2 separate regions of the Homo sapiens genome follow, and region 1 is linked to region 2. Evidence: chromatin loops called from intact Hi-C (ENCODE). Cell type or tissue: mammary epithelial cell. All regions are shown on one strand. Links, peaks and the distances in the headings refer to the core of each region. The heading gives the core; the rest is flanking DNA.

What was found. Peaks named below come from ENCODE experiments on the same cell type or tissue, not always from the same donor. Only the 100,000 strongest peaks of a DNase experiment are listed, where the experiment ranks them.
Region 1: a loop joins it to region 2, with 5 times the contacts of the local background. A loop is called at or near these places in 13 of 110 quality-filtered maps.

Annotation. Positions count from the first base shown.
Region 1 is chr6:117,492,938-117,501,282 of GRCh38, reverse strand. The region is part of intron 1 of DCBLD1 (discoidin, CUB and LCCL domain containing 1); the gene reads right to left. Among named protein-coding and RNA genes, the nearest start is that of DCBLD1, 14 kb to the right of the region's middle. In mammary epithelial cell, for the core only: no CTCF peak of the experiment used is centred there; DNase peaks (open chromatin) are centred at 2,872 and 4,692; H3K27ac peaks cover 4,880 bases.
Region 2 is chr6:117,436,396-117,444,740 of GRCh38, reverse strand. No RefSeq gene overlaps it. Among named protein-coding and RNA genes, the nearest start is that of ROS1, 15 kb to the right of the region's middle. In mammary epithelial cell, for the core only: no CTCF peak of the experiment used is centred there; DNase peaks (open chromatin) are centred at 2,210, 2,640, 3,640 and 3,790; H3K4me3 peaks cover 250 bases; H3K27ac peaks cover 3,893 bases.

The DNA of each region.
Region 1 (8,345 bases), core at 324-8,323, 56 kb before region 2:
GTGACACAGTGGCTGTCCCTTGAAAGGAGCCAAACACCCTAGTTCTTCACCAGGTCCTTGTTACTCATTTCTGTTACCTGCCCTACCTTTGTAAGCATTTATTTTGAGCACCCTCATAAAGCAATCCTAGGGTAATTAGTACAAACAAATATGCATCTCAATATAAACACAACACAACCTCTCCAAGCCACCAAAAAATCTCCTGATCAAATATTTAAATGTCACTTTTCTTAGGACTATGAAATTCTCCTTTCATAAAAGAGGAAGAGAAAAACTTTTTTTTTTTCAGAAAACAGTTAAATATGAAATAAGGAGCAATTATATGAGTCAACCTACATGTGACTATCATATTCTAAATTTTATTTTTTTAAAGTGACATGTGTCAGCAAAAGAAAATCTTAGGGTGTCACTGTTTTTTTTGAGACGAAGTCTCACTCTGTCGCCCAGGCTGGAGTGCAGTGGCAGGATCTTGGCTTACTGCAGCCTCTGCCTCCTGGGTTCAAGCGATTCTCCTGCCTCAGCCTCCCGAGTAGGTGGGACGACAGGTGCATTTACGTACGGCTAATTTTTTTGTATTTTTAGTAGAGACGGGGTTTCACCGTGTTAGCCAGGATGGTCTCGATCTCCTGACCTCATGATCCACCCACCTCGGCCTCCCAAAGTGCTGGGATTACAGGCGTGAGCCACCGCACCCGGCCAGGGTATCACTTTTATTCAGCCCTGTAATTGTATTTCTTTCCGACCACTTCCACTGTAAGGCCTAAGAGGAAACTTCTTTCACCCAGCAATGCTGGCACAATGCAGGCAAGTTCAAATCGTCAACATTCCCATCGTTACTTTGCCTGGGGATCTCTACCTCCTTGGGAAAATTTCTCTCTTCCATTAACTATCAGAACAAAACCCCATGAGTCTTTGTTCTGCCAAAGAACCTGAATCGCAAAGGAAGTGCTGAGTCCTAATTTATTAAAAAGCGAACTGTCATCAGAAGTTCTAGTATCACTCTAACCTATGGAAGTAGACTATTTATGGAGTTTTCTGTGGCAAGACTAATATAATAAGTTTATTCCATGGGTATTAACTACATCAGGAATTTTCACTCTCTTGTGCTTCCACAGTTTGGGTGATTTCAAAGGATTAAGTAGAAAGATGCCAAAGGGTAAAATGAAAAACTGCTAGGGAGAGAAAATGCCTACAATGTCATGTGTTGAAGAAGGCAGATGCGTACACATGAAAACCAATAGACAAGTATTATTTATTTATTTTTGAGACGGACTTTCGCTTTTGTTGCCTAGGCTGGAGTGCAGTGGTGCGATCTCAGCTCACCGCAACCTCCGCCTCCCAGGTTCAAGCGATTGTCCTGCCTCAGCCTCCTGAGTAGCTGCGATTACAGGCATGCGCTACCACACCCAGCTAATTTTGTATTTTTAGTAGAGATGAGGAGAAGCATTATTCTTATTACCTCATTCTGACACTCAGGTAGCCTACCTCTCATAGCCTGACTCTCTCTAATTGACAATCACTGACAAAGAAGACAAAAGTTACTTAAAAATCTATCAGTTTATCTTCTTTGTCTTAGGTATCAATGTCAGTATCCTGGTTGTGATATGGTATTGTAGTTTGCAAAGATGTTATAATTGAGGGAAACTAGGTAAAATGTATACAATATCTCTCTGTATTAGTTCTTCCAATTGCATGTGATCTACAATGATCTGAAAATAAAAAGGTTAATTAAATAATTGAAAAAATAATGTCAATCAAGTTTGCCTGGCTGGGGATGGAAGTGAGGAGGCTTTTACTTTTTCTATTTTATACTTTTTTATACTCTTTGCATTTTGTTATCCTGTATGCTTTTTCTCTTTTTTTTTTCTTTTTCTTTTTGAGACGGTCTCATTCCATCACCCAGGCTGGAATACAGTGGCACAATCACAGCTCACTGCACCCTCGACCTCTGAGGCTCAAGCAATCTTCCCACGTCAGCCTCCCAAGTAGCTGGAACTACAGGCACACACCACCACACCTGGCAGATTTTTTTTTTTTTTTTTGGTAGAGATGGGGGCCACACTATGTCGCCCAGGCTGGTCTGGAACTCCTAGGCTCAAGCGATCTTCCCGCCTTGGCCTCCCAAATGCTGGGATTACAGGTGTGCACCACTGCACCTAGCCTAAAATTCTTTTAATTAAAGCATTAAACAGATCTGCAAAAAAAAGCTCTCTATGAAATACAGTTGACCCAGTTTCTTCAGCAATGAATTAAATGAAGAGGCACACACAAAAAAGTGTTTATTTTAGATTTAAAAGACACTTATGTGCCATAGCAATTAAGTGAGACTTGCTTGAATCCTGATTTGAAAAACCAACCTTATAAAATCTTTTAAATAGATAATTGAGATATTAAATAATTTCAGATAATTATAATTTTATTAGGTGAGATAATGGCATTGAGGCTACATAAGAAAATGCCATTTTTTTGAGGGATGCCTACTGACATATGCAGGGCTGAAATGACATAAGGTCTGGGATTTGCCTTAAAATACCTGGCAAAAAAGAGGTGATGCAGAATAAATGAAAAAATACGGAGAAATGTTGATGGTTGCTATAGATGGATGATGAGGGCTCACAGTTCTAAGAATATTAAAAATTAAAAGAAATAAAGATCCATCTTTAAGGGAAAAAAATAAAACCACGATCTTATGATTAAACTCCAAGTAGTGTTGTGGGGAGGATAGGCCGGGAGTGACACAGTAAAGTGCCACCTATCTAACATCAAAATAGGGGGAATGGGGAATGAAGAGGGGAGGAGGAAGTTTTGCCACAGGGAATTTGACCACTCTTCAAAGTGGCTACACCACACAATGTTTATCTGTTCCTTCCTTTCGACTGTAATTTCTTGCCAAAGCACATGATGACTAAACTAAGTATCATTTCCTCCTCTTCTAGACTGAAAGCTCCTCTCAACTGTAGAATATTTCCAGGGTGGTCTCTCTGTAATGGGCCTAAATCCTGGTGTCTGTTTGGAGCCACAGCTGGTTTGTGACACTGACCACCACTTCCTCAAAACAATTTACAAGAACAAAACTAGATGTATGAAGTTTAGATTCTGGAAAAAGGTGCAAGTATTCATGAATATTTCAGAACTCCCAAAGTGATCTATGTACAGAATTTAAGTATACAGATTTTAATTCTGAACATTTGGAAACAATCTAAATTAGAAATGAACAGCCAAACTGATATCTCCAAGCAATGTGATGTTAAGGAAGTTACTCATGTTTTAGAAGAATATTTAACATGAAAACACTTTAATACAGAATATATTGTACACACATAGATGTGTAATATTTAAAGTGTTTACTTCTATGGTATAAGTTTACAAGTGATTTTCATTTTATTTATACATTTTTCCTCTAAATATTCTATAATATGAATACATATAAAGGAGAAAAATAATATAATTAAAACTACCAAATTCACCTAACATTCTTTGTAACACTAAAGGCTACTTTCAACATTAGCCTCATAATACAGATAGGAAGAAGTCACGGACTGTCATTAAAAATTCAGGAAACAAACAACTAGGAACTTAGTATACTGTAGTTCTCACTTCAAGAAGTCCAGTCAAGAGAAGAAAGATATATTAACAAGTAAATTCTTGAGACTAACTTGACAGAGTTACAGAGATATGGACTCAGTATCTATTCTCCAAATGCCTGAAATTAATGGATAGGTCTCTACCTTTTAGCTTTTAACATCAGCTATTCAAGAGTTGTCGATATACAAGCTACTTTCTAAATAAGCTTAGAACAAATCCTAGATGCTTGTATACACAAGCCAATCCTTTATTTAGTCTACTTTAATTCCATCCACTACAAAAGGAAAACAATAACTTCCTTAAAAGACTATTTCCCTTTGATAAGAAATCATGTTCCACTAAAAGAAAAGCAAAATAAGATATACCTGGTATGGACTAAGTTCTGCAATACTAGAAAGTATGATTAGACTTTAAAAGAAAACTTGTAACTGAATTGCACTTGTTGGAAAATGATTTGGGTGGAGTAAATTGAACAGTGCAAATATACTTTTTTTAAATTTTTTTTGAGACGGAGTCTTGCTCTGTCGCCCAGGCTGGAGTGCAGTGGCGCAGTCTCGGCTTACTGACCTCCGCCTCCCAGGTTCAAGCAATTCTCCTGCCTCAGCATCCCGATTAGCTGGGATTACAGGCATGTACCACCAAGCCCGGCTAATCACATATACTTTTTAGATTGATTATTAACTAGTCCTTAGAGTAAGACAGAAACCTCAAGCTTTTTTAAAATTATTATTATGGCCTAGAGTTAGAACACAGATTTTTTTATCACACCTCAAGTAATCACATATGCATACACATGCATAAACAATGAACAAAAGTTAAATGATACCACTATTTTATTACATGTAATGCACTGTGATTATTTCCTATTCTATTCAGTTTCATTTTTGTTTTTGTCAAAGCATACTGGTTGTGCCTACTGAAGTGATTTCATTACCTATTAATGGGTCCTAACCTGCAACTTGGGAAAGAGTGCTCTAAAATATCACAAAAGTAAAACCATTTCTAAAAACATGATTTCATTAGTTGTATCCTTGCTCTTCTAATATTCAAGTTACAACAGGTCTCAACACATATACAATCATCCATGTGTGGGTGTGAGAAAATTTCTTCCCATGTCTAAGATCAAGTGAGCTCTTGATGACTACAATCTTTTCAACCACAAAGGAGAGCTTGCAATTATTACAGAGTTTTGTCTGATGGTAGGGCAAACAGATTTTCCAAGATATCATTAATTCCATTCTCAGCCTTACTCTCTTAGAAACTTTGCTCTTCTTCAATTGTGCTTAGCTTTTTACCTTGTAGGCCGCCAGAAGCAAAAGAAAAACAGGAGCAAAAGGGCCTCAGTTGCTATGTGAGAATGAACAAAGGCAAAACAGAACTTGTAATGATAAAACAAAATAATTATTCAAAATCTTCAGTTTTTCTGAAAGGAATATGGATAATAATACTATGCTGAAAGAAGTTACAGCTATCGACTAGAAACACATGACCATGTTTTATAAAACTGACAATCTCTTTCAACTTTATTCTCACCACATATAAAATAGATGCTAATGATATGACTAGTGATCTAATAAGGATGATAATGCTGTTGACTCAGCAGATGAAACATTTGAAAGTAAAATAAAAGGAAACACAAGGAATATGTCAAAAGTCTCTCTGTGGAAACTTTCAACATTCCTATCAGCTAAAAGTGTCACTTAAAATAAATCAGTCTGAATGTATGAAAATGAATCAAATCATTTAAAGAGATCCTATCTACGATTCCTCTATGATTCCCTATATAATGTGGGATTACTTCCATCAGTGTCCAAAGACATCAATAATTACCATGTTAAGATATTTAAAAGATTCATAATTTGCTGCCAAAGGAAAAAAATCTCAAAATCTAGCCAATGCTATTCTTTAATGTGCTATACATAAAATCAGTGAACACTGCAGTTTTTGGTCACTCTCCAGTCTTGAGACTTCTGCTGAAAAGCAAAAGATTATTAGAAGGCTTGTGGATGTGGGGGAGGAGAGTTGACACACCTATCATTTCCTAATTCATAAATTATTTCCATATACTTGGGAGGTGACAGAGCATAATGGTTACAACCTGGATTCTGGCACAGCCCTGCCTAACACTGGCTTTGTGGCCTTGGGTGAGTCTTTTTACCTCTCTAAGGTAAAACTGAATTCCATCATCCATAATCTAAAGACAACAATAGTGCCCAATTTCATGAGCATTAAAAGGGAGAATGCTAATAAAAACAAAGTATCAAGCACAGAGGCAACCATATAGTAAAAATTCAATATGTTAACTGCTACTATTTTTATCTTAAAATTCTACACATTATTAAAGTATCAAAAATATTGCTTTGAATTAGCTGACTTTGTCCAAATTCCATCACCCATTGGCTGTATGATCCTAAGAAATCCCCCATTTAGTGTATATCAATTTTCCTCATCTGTAAAATTACCAACCATAACTGGGTGTGGTGAAGATGAATAAGGCTGTGTGTGTGTGCTTTAATCGGCTGAGAAAGTCTAATTAGAATGCATTTCCCAGTATTTATCTAATGCCCACTTACTGCTATGTCAGCATGTCCTGAAGTAGATACTGTGGTACTAGTCTGGGTGGTTTACCAGGGGGTTATGCCCTCACCCTCCTCAAAAGAGCTGCAAGGTCAGTAAGCTTGCAGAATTCCACCTTTTTCTTTACCACAGAACATCTCAAAGCCCTTACAGTGTATAGTGAAGCTCTGATGCGTGTTGCAGTTTACAGTATTTCCCAGAAAACTCTTTCCTCTTGGGGCATCTCCTGGGAGTAGTGCTCTGTGAGACATACTGGTGAACTCCTGGGTTAGACTCTCACAAGTGGGACACACAGAGAGATCCCATGATAGGGCTTCTGGGATTGAAGATCTTACGTGGAGAAGTGGACTTTGGCCTCTGGAGTTCTAAAAATGATACTGAAGTTATATTATGTGACTTGATTCAAAAGCAAGACTTTTCTCACTGTTGTTATTAAGTTACAAGTCCTTTGTGGGCATCTACAACAAACTGGACACATTGGTTAAGAGAAGTTTCTTAATTTCAAAGAAGACTTTTAAGAAAAAAAAAAAACTTGTTTGTACAGCGAAACAATTCTAAGACAACTGTTTTATCTCTGTTGAATAGATGCTTAGAATAAGGAAGTCAGAGAAAAGAGGCTGCTGACCTTTGTTAATAATGTCAGGATGTTGATGTAATATCCAAGCTGCCACTGCTTCAGCTGAAGATAAGTCAAGAAATCTTTCCTGCCGCTGGAACATGCTAGCTTTCTCACCTTGGTTTCATGTTAAATATGCATACTGCCAATATTCAGATAAAGTGTAATATTGATATTGACTTTTCTCTCTGGAGTCCAGAAAAATCCAATATTACCAAGTAAAGACAAAGTTAAACTGAGTTTTATAAATTAAAACTGTAAACACTTCTCCTTTGCACATAGATGTGAGCTTTCACTTTCACAGATAATAGTTTTTTAAAAATTGAGAGCCAAAAAGTTATTGGGAAAGGAAAAAAATAAAATTATGAAAGGGCCCTTACTAAAAACTAGCATTTACCAAACATTCATTGTAAAAAGTAGCAGATACAGTGTTCTAAGGACTTCATATTACCTTATTTAGCCTTCATGACAACCATATCTGATAATGATAGTTTTTAAAAATTGATTACAAATTATTTCACATATATACACACACACATATATATACAGATACACACATACAAAGAGTAATTTCACAAACATCAAAGTGTATACCCAGTAGCTTATAAGATAGGACATCTCCTATACAACAAAACTGAAGCCCACAAAACCCTTTCTTCACCACACATCCCTCCTATTATCTCTATTCTGTGTGTGAAGGAGTCAAGGCTCTGAGATGCAGCATAACTCAGCCCATGTGGCTGGGCTGGGATCAGACCCTAACCTGAAGCTAGTCTGACCTCAAAGACGATGGAATGGAATCATGTGCTCTAGTGCCACTACTGCCTAAGTCACCCATCTTAGAGGTGACAAAACTGAGGTAGCGATATTTAAGACATTGCCCAATCTCACATTACTGCTGAGCAGCATAACTGATATTTAGTTTTTTGTAGTCATACTCTTTTTGTCTCAAAATTAACATGAGAAAAAAGTCATGTTTAATTAGGAGTTTTTTTGTAAAAATTATGATATGAGAAGTTCTATCATCCCCTTTTTTAAATTATCGAAGTACTCTTTACTAGACTATTAAGGGAAAGGTCTAATGAGAGGTGCCTATTTTACTTCCAACAAAGGTTGTTCACTTTGCTTAGCTCCTGAAAGATGCTTTGTAAAAGAAGGTGTCAGTGTATTAAAGTGCTACTTCTCACACTTCAGTATGCAAACTAATCACCTGGGGATCTTGTCAAAATGCAGGGCCTGGAAATTCTACATTTCCAAAAAGCTCTTATTAGTGACTGTTCTGTTGGATCCTGTAAGATATATTCTGAGTAGCAACAGACTGAAAAAGCCCTCCTTATTAAGAGGGATATTGCCATGAATATTTTTTAAAGTGAAAGAAAATCCTCAAGATAAAAATTTTGTATGGTTTAATTTTAGTATCTATTCCTAAAATTGGAACACATCTGTATCTGATACTTATTTTCACTCCAGATTTCATTTATAAGTCTAGGACAGGCAACAATAAGTTCCACGATCTATAGTTAAGCCAAAATGGCATTTCTGAAACCTGGATAAAAGTGTCAATTCA
Region 2 (8,345 bases), core at 47-8,046:
GCAGAAAAATGCCTACACTAGCTGTGTCATCTGCACTACATATGCTATGGGAACATATAGCTGTCTTGGCTGTGGACAGTAAACTGTAGTTGAGCAAGACCGTTTAATATCTGGGACAAACTTTACTGGTAAATAAAGGCCATGTGCTCCTGAGGTTTAATTGGGACACATCCTGCATTTGTTAGTGAAATAAGCTCCCAGAAAAATAGATAGACTTTTTTGGGGATATTTTTGACATTAAAACTTTACTCATTTGATAGTTATATTCATCATCCATGAACATTTTTGGAACATCCAGAACATCCAAGGTGTTAGGCTTCATCTTTTGTTGTTAACATTTTATATTCTTCTTGCTTCTGTTATGGTATATCAATTGAGAAGTTCTTGACTAAGAATTAAAATAACAAACTGAAAATATCTTAACACAAACCTGAGCTCACTTAAAGAAGTCTGGAAGTTGGTGGATCCAGTGTTAATTTTTAATTGATTTTTATATTAAAAAATGTTATAGAGTAAAATCCTAAGTTTGCATGAATTTAAAACCAAAACTGGAGATACGAAGAAAATTTGAGCTCCTGCAAAGCTCAAAGCTCAAAACTCAAAGCCCGCATCCAGAGATGGGCATCACCTCCACTTAACTCTTAATGGTCTTCTACTGTCAGGGTTCTCCCAGGGAGAAGATTCAAAGACACAGTGCTCAATAATCCTGTCAACACAGTGGTCTTCATGATTAGAAAGGACAACTGAAGTCTAGTTTTTCACACATATTAAAGGGATTTAGTTAGGGTTAACTTTTCAGAATTCTAGTGATCAGGGAAGAATAGCCTGATTAAACTGATTGACCTAATGATATGTTTTTAGGTAAATAAGAAAGCCCCAATTCGAGCTCATAGGGACAATTTTAGTTCCCCAAAAACCAAAGCTTAGCATACTAACCAAGACCTACTCAGTCTTAGATCTCTGTTTTAGTAACTCCTTTGAAATATAGGCAGTAGATCTCATGTATTCTGGGAATAACCTAATACAATGTAAATTAAATAAAATTAAAAACATTTTATTTAACCCAATGTATCAAAATATCATTAAATATGTAATCGATATTAACAATTGAGATAGCTTACACTTACAGGGTGTCCCAATTCGTACTAGCAACCTGTCAAATGCTTAGCTGCCACATGTGACTAGTGGCTACCCTACTGGACAGTGCAGCTGTAGAAGGTTAAAAATTGAAGAGAAAGATTAGAAACCAGATTATAGGAAGAGAACAAGAGATGTGCCAGTGACTCTAGGAATCTAAGCTTATTATTAAATATTTATTTAAGAAGTGTTATTATTACGATGGATAATAATAGACTTAAAATATTGCCATTACCCCTGAAAGCTTTATTCACATTCCAAAACCGAGAGATGTTTAGTTATAGCAACCCTTAGAATGCAATTTCCTGTAGTTCGGGGATTGTTTCTCCTCTGTGTTTGATCATTGGTTTTTGTTTTTATTTTTTGTGGTGGTAGGGGTTATTCTAAACTTCGAAGTCATAGTTATACATAAAATAAATTTCCTCCTTAAAAGGAGCAGGACCATTCGAATGAGATATTCCAGCCTCCTAAAAAGAAAAGAATACTAATGACTCATTTAAAACATCATCTGGCTAATAGCAGCTTAATATTAAGGTTAAGGTTATGAACTTTAGGGTCACATAAACTTAGGTTTCATTTCCAATTCTGCTACCTCCTATCTGTGTGTACCTGAGAAACTTTTTAAACCTCTTTGTGCTTCAGTTTTCTCAACTGTAAATGGATATGCTAACAATTATTTTATTGAGTCTTAAGAGAATGGAACAAGATAATGCTTATAAACCATTCTCCAGTGAGTAGTAAATACTCATTAAGTTAAGAGAACATGCCTCATGTCTGTTTCAAAATGGCTATGATTCTGTGTCAAAGGCAGAAGCAATCAGAACCATTTTGAATTACATGTATATTTCAAAACAAGGGAATTAAACTTTGATACATTATGTAAAAATTTAAATAGCTGATATGGTTTGTCTGTGTCCGCACAGCCAAATCTCATCTTGAATTCCCATGTGTTGTGGGAGGCACCTGGTGGGAGGTAATTGAATCATGGGGGCGGGTCTTTCCCATGCTGTTCTCATGATAGCGCATAAGTCTCATGAGATCTGATGGTTTTGAAAAGGGGGAGTTTCCCTGCCCAAACTCTCTTTTTGCCTGCTGCCATCCGTGTAAGATGTGACTTGGTCCTCCTTGCCTTCCGCCATGATTGTGAGGTCTCCCCAGCCACGTGGAACTGTAAGTCCATTAAACCTCTTTTTCTTCCCGGTTTCAGGTATGTCTTTATCAGCAGCATGAAAACATACTAATACAATAGCATATCTTCAAAATTCCTACGGCAGACTCTCTTTTCCTTAATAATGACCTTTTAAATAGGAATCTTGAAAGAAGCTCCCAAAGCAGTTTACTTCCCACTCACTAGGCAGGCAATGGGCACACAAGCCTGCTTTCTTGATGATACTGCAGATCTGCACTGAGGTCCACTCTCTAGACTCTTTCCTATTAATGTTCTGGTGCCTGTGGTTTGCACTAACCTGCTTTCGAAGCCAAGTCTTTGAGAGTAAAGTAAATATTGTATTGTTATATGTTGGAGGAATTTTGCAACCATTTTGCATTGTGAAATTTTGTATCAAAGGGTACAATTGAAAACTTTGTCTGAAATGTATGTTGCAATATTTGCAAATGCAGACTAGGTGATTGAAGAAAGAAATGAGGATCTTTGCTAAGTCTGAAGGCATGGTTTCCTACTCCTTCATCTTCTATGAGTTTAAATAGTACTTCTATCATTACGATAGAACTTCTAAAATGAGACACTTTATGCTTACTTGTGATCTTTAAGTGGTCAGAGTGCTCTCATTGAAAGTATGTGAGAAATGCTGATAAACTTTTTCATTAAATATAAATAGCTACAAAAATTTGTGTAGATGTTTTTAATTTGTGAGCAGATAACCTCGTTGACTTAGGAAAGACTAATTCATGGTTTTAATTAAAATCATAAACTTAATATCTCACTAATAATTAACAAAATTGTGTAAGGGGTAAGTAATGTTATTATATTTAAAATAGCAGCCTGCACACCTAGCCCTCAATCCCTACAAGCCTGTCCTTTTTTCTCTTTAATACTTTTCACCAAATAATAACTTACATGTTTTACTTGCTTATGTCTGCCCTGTCCTCCCCCAGCCCTACCCAGATGAGGACAGGGATTTTTATCTGTTTAGTTCACTGTTGTCTTCACAGTGCCTTGCAGTCTTTGGCAAATAGCAGGCAATAAATAACTGTTGAATCTTTATGTGACAAATCATTATGACTAATTTACCCTCTAACTTGAACAACATGAACTTCTAAAATTACAAAATTTTAAAACATGTGAGGTAATTTATTAGGAATTTCCCAAGTGGCGGGTACCAACATTTTGAGGTTGAATCAGTTATTACCTCCATTTACAGATGAGAAAATTGAGGCAGACAGAACTTAAGTAACTCCTGTGGTCACTTAGCTTATAAGTGGTGACATCAGGGTTGGACATGACTAATATGGGAGTCCATGGCGTAATTACTGTGTAATTTCTAGGAGATGGTGTCAGATTAAATAAGTAGGAGGCCATTGCCCTGAGAATATCTCCATTCTTTAAGTTTTTATGTAATACACTGCAATATAACTTAGTACTTAAATAAATAAACACTTAATTTAGGAGCACACTTTTGTAACAAACAGTTGAGCTTCACCCAATCATAGGCTGCAACTGATCAGACCATGCTCCAATAAGTCAAAAGACTCATCACACCATGCCCAAATGAGGCAACTGTCTAGCTGTAGTCAATCAGATGATTTATATACTTTCTTCAGTGTTCAGCCTATAAAAGCTTATTGTTCATGCTGCTGGGTGGAACTCTCTGAACCTCTCCTGGTTCTGAATGCTGCCTGATTCATGAATCATTCTTTGCTCAAATAAACTCTGTTAAATTTAATTTGCCTTAAGTTTTTTTTTTTTTTTTTTACATTTTTTTAACAATAGAAAAGGTGAGGGCTTTAGTGTTACAGGCCTAATGTACGGGATAAGAGAAATAAAGTGCATCAAAGTATCTAACAACATGCTCTACCACCTGATAAACTCTCCATACATGTTAAAGTTCAAGAACCATTTCTTGATTTGTCAAGAACCTCACTTTAACAGTGCAATAATTTTTGAAGCAAAGAAACCTGAAAGATTCTCATTCTTCTTGTTCCTAGATGAAACTTTTTTTTTTTGAGACGGAGTCTTGCTCTGTCACCCAGGCTGGAGTGCAGTGGCGTGATCTCAGCTCACTCCAAGTTCTGCCTCCCAGGTTCACGCCATTCTCCTGCCTCAGCCTCCCGAGTAGCTGGGACTACAGGCGCCCGCCACCACGCCCGGCTAATTTTTTGTATTTTTACTAGAGACGGGGTTTCACCGTGTTAGCCAGGATGGTCTTGATCTCCTGACCTCGTGATCCACCCACCTCCGTCTCCCAAAGTGCTGGGATTACAGGCGTGAGCCACCACGCCCGGCCTCCTAGATGAACTTTAAGGTAACTTGGAAGGATAGTTTTTTAGTCTGAAGTTGGTATTCAGAATTGATTTTGTGCTCAGACTAATTAGTCATAAATGGTAAACAACCCTAAATGATGTATTTAGTAGGGTTTCCTTCTTTTCTCCTAAGACTTGGTTTTCATGGGTAACAGTTTCTGTCCCCACCCCCTTGACCCAGTCCCATCTCTCACTGAGGTTCTCTGCCTCCATGAGCCTCATCAATAATCTCCTTGCTATCTCTGTCCATCAGATGTTCCTTGCCAGTTGCTTTTCATTTTTCTGTCCATATAGTCATGCCTAGAGTGAGAGTTTGAAACAGCAGTGATTCTGGCCCGAGAGGGGGATGGTAGTAGAGGTGGGTAGTCTGCACAGTGACTGGTGCTGCAATGGTATCCTGTAGGATTCATGGGCCTCAGTATACTGGGAGTGGAGAAACTGCATAGAGAACATGGTTGGGGGTATTCACGAGGAAGAAAACCAGTGAAAACCCTATTTCAACTTTGGCTCCTGTATCTCTGGAGCCTGGGAGATAAAGAAAAGGCTGAGAAGCCTGGCTTTGCTTTGGAAAATCTCTTACCTTTACCACTAAAGCAGTTTTCACTTCAGGGCTACCTTTAGGTAAAATGTTTAGAGGGTCATCCAGTATCTGGGCTCAATTTCTAGAAATAGCTTCCATTAAGACACACAATGTCTTTTAGTCTACTGTTACATTTAAAAGGCTCAAAAATGCAAATACTTGGGATAATTAAATAAAAGGCAATGCTTTTGTTAAGACGAAGAGTTAAGGAGGCAATGGATCTCTAGAAGGAGCAATGGTAGGTTGCACTGAATCTATGGATAGCAGGGTCGAGATAAACCATAGGGATATCAGTGCATGAGGCACAAGTAATATTCTTGGAGACTAGCGGTTCTGATGCAGAAAATTCAGCTAGTAGCCAATGAATGAGAACCAGTCATCAGTATGCAGATTATTTGTGAAGATACAAATTTGGATGGGTCTAACAGAAGTTTATGGAACCCTGACTCTGGCCAGAGACTCAGCAGTTGGAAATGAGTCACAAGGCTAAAATGAGAAATTGAGCAAAATTGATCCAATACAATCTTCATCTATGGAGTGAAGGTGCCTTAAATTCTGACCCATGGCGGCAATGAGAGCCCAAACCTGGGGGCACAGATGAGCTACCTGTTGGAGGTGTCACTTGAGAGAAGCTGGGGTCTATGCATGCTGGGAATCAGGGAAACAGACAAAAGATTTCATGAAATTTGTATAAGCAAATCTGTAAATATGATACAGGAAGTAATAAAACTACTGCTCTTATTGTAGCATTTGTCTTGCAGAAAATATATAAACTAGGGAAATGTGTGAAGACACAGAAGTTTTCATTTTTTAAACCACTCAGAGAAAAATATTTTGGTATATTTCTATCAATTTTTTCTATTTTATTTTACATAGATGAGATCATTATCATAAAAATATATGGTTTTATATACAGTTATTCATCACTTAATGATGAAGTACATTCTAAGAAATGCATTGTTAGGCAATTTTGTGTGAACATCATAGAGTGTACCTTCACAAACTTAGATGGTATAGCCAACTACATGCCTAGGCTATATGGTATAGCCTATTGCTTCTAGGCAACAAACCTGTATAGCATGTTACTATATTGGATGATGTAGGCAATTGTAACACGATGATAAGTATTTGTGCATCTAAATATATTTAAACATAGAAAAGGTACAGTAATATATGGCATACAAGATAAAAAAGGGTACACATTTACAGGGCACTTACCATGAATGCAGCTTGCAGGACTGAAAGTGGATCTAGGTAATTCAGTGAGTGAGTGGTGAGTGAATATGAAGGCAAAGGATGTTCTTGTACACTACTATAGACTTTATAAACACTGTATACTTCAGCTGCACTAAGTTTATAAAAATATTTTTCTTTCTTCAATAATAAATTGACCTTAGCTTACCATAAAAACTTAAAAAAAAGTTTTGACTCTTGTAATAACACAGCATAAAACACACACATTGTACGGTTGTCCAAAAATATTTTCTTTATTTATATCCTTATTCTATTAGCTTTATTCTATTTAATTTTTTTATTTTTTAATTTTTACTTTTAAAATTTTCTTGTTAAAAACTAGAATACAAACGCATTAGCTTAGGCTTACACGGAATCAGGATCATCAATATCTCTGTCTTCCACCTCCAGATCTTGTCCCACTGAAAAGTTTTCAGTGGTAATAACACACATGAAGCAGCCATCTCTTTTAACAAGGCCTTCTTCTGGAATACCTTCTGCCTCAGGACCTACCTAAAGCCGTTTTATAGTTAACTTTTTTTTTTTTTAATAAGTAGAAGGAGCATACTCTAAAATAATAAAGTATAGTTTAGTAAACATATAAACCAGTACATAGTTCTTTATTATCATTATCAAGTATTATGTACTCTACATAATTGTATATGTAATACTTCTATACAACTAGCAGTGCAGTAGGTTTATTTACACCAGCATCACCACAAACACATGAGTAATACTTTGCACTACGATGTTATGACAGCTACAACGTCACTAGGCAATAAGAACTTTTCATTTCTATTACAGCCAAAGGGACCACCTCCATATATCTGTTCCGTCATTGACTGGAACGTCATTAGGTGGCTTATGACTGCACTTCTTTCTACTTAATATCATAGCATTAATTTCCTCAAGTCATTAAAAATTCTTCATGAAACTGATTTTTTTTTTTAAACAAGTTCTCACTCTGTCACCTAAGCTGGAGTGCTCACTGCACCCTTCGCCTCCCGGGCTCAAGTGATCCTCCTACCTCAACCTCCCAGAGACTGATTTTTAATGACTATTAAATATACTCATTCAAAGAAAGAGCAACCACTTAAAATCCAGCCTTTTAGAACTTTAGGCTTCTGAAAAAGCTACAGACTTGAAAGTGGCAGGGAAAAATGTTCTGAATAATAATAACAATGATGATGATAAAAACATCCCCTGAGCACTCAGAAGTAAATATTTGAGGACAGTAAAAAAAAAAAAAAGATCCTAAATTATGCCTTTTACAATGTGAGTTTATTTTTCATCATGTCATGCAAAAGCCATGCTGTGATTGATCCCATTGTCACCTTCAAGCCTCAGGGATGGAATGCAGAGGACAAGAATGTCAAATAGCCCACTTTTGCATTTCAACAACCAAGTTCCTAGCCTAAAATAACTTTTTAATTTAAAAATTATATAGCATTAACGAATTGCAGACCAAAAACTAAACTTATTATCTGTTTTCAGATTCTGTTATTCTAGGCTGGAACATTGGCTTTTAAAACTCAAATACTAATTATTTAATATTTTTGTTCTTTGCACTCTGTGGCATCACCTCTTCCCCAAGGCATAAAGATGAGATACACTGGGTGTAAGGAACTTAAATTAGGACAATATCAGGTGGGATATCTTGTGATATCATTGATTAATATCACAAAATATTCCATGAGAGAAATACTTATTGCTCTGGTGATGTTCAGTGTATCTGTGTTTTGGCCGATTTCAAGGTTCAACCTATGGTAGACCATGACCAGTCTTGTAGTGGGCCTGATACTGCAGTAAGACATGATGGCAAGCCAGAGCAATTGGGCAAGAGAAAGAAATAAAGGGCATCCCAATTGGAAAGGAGGAAGTCAAATTGTCCCTGTTTGTAGATGACATGATCTTA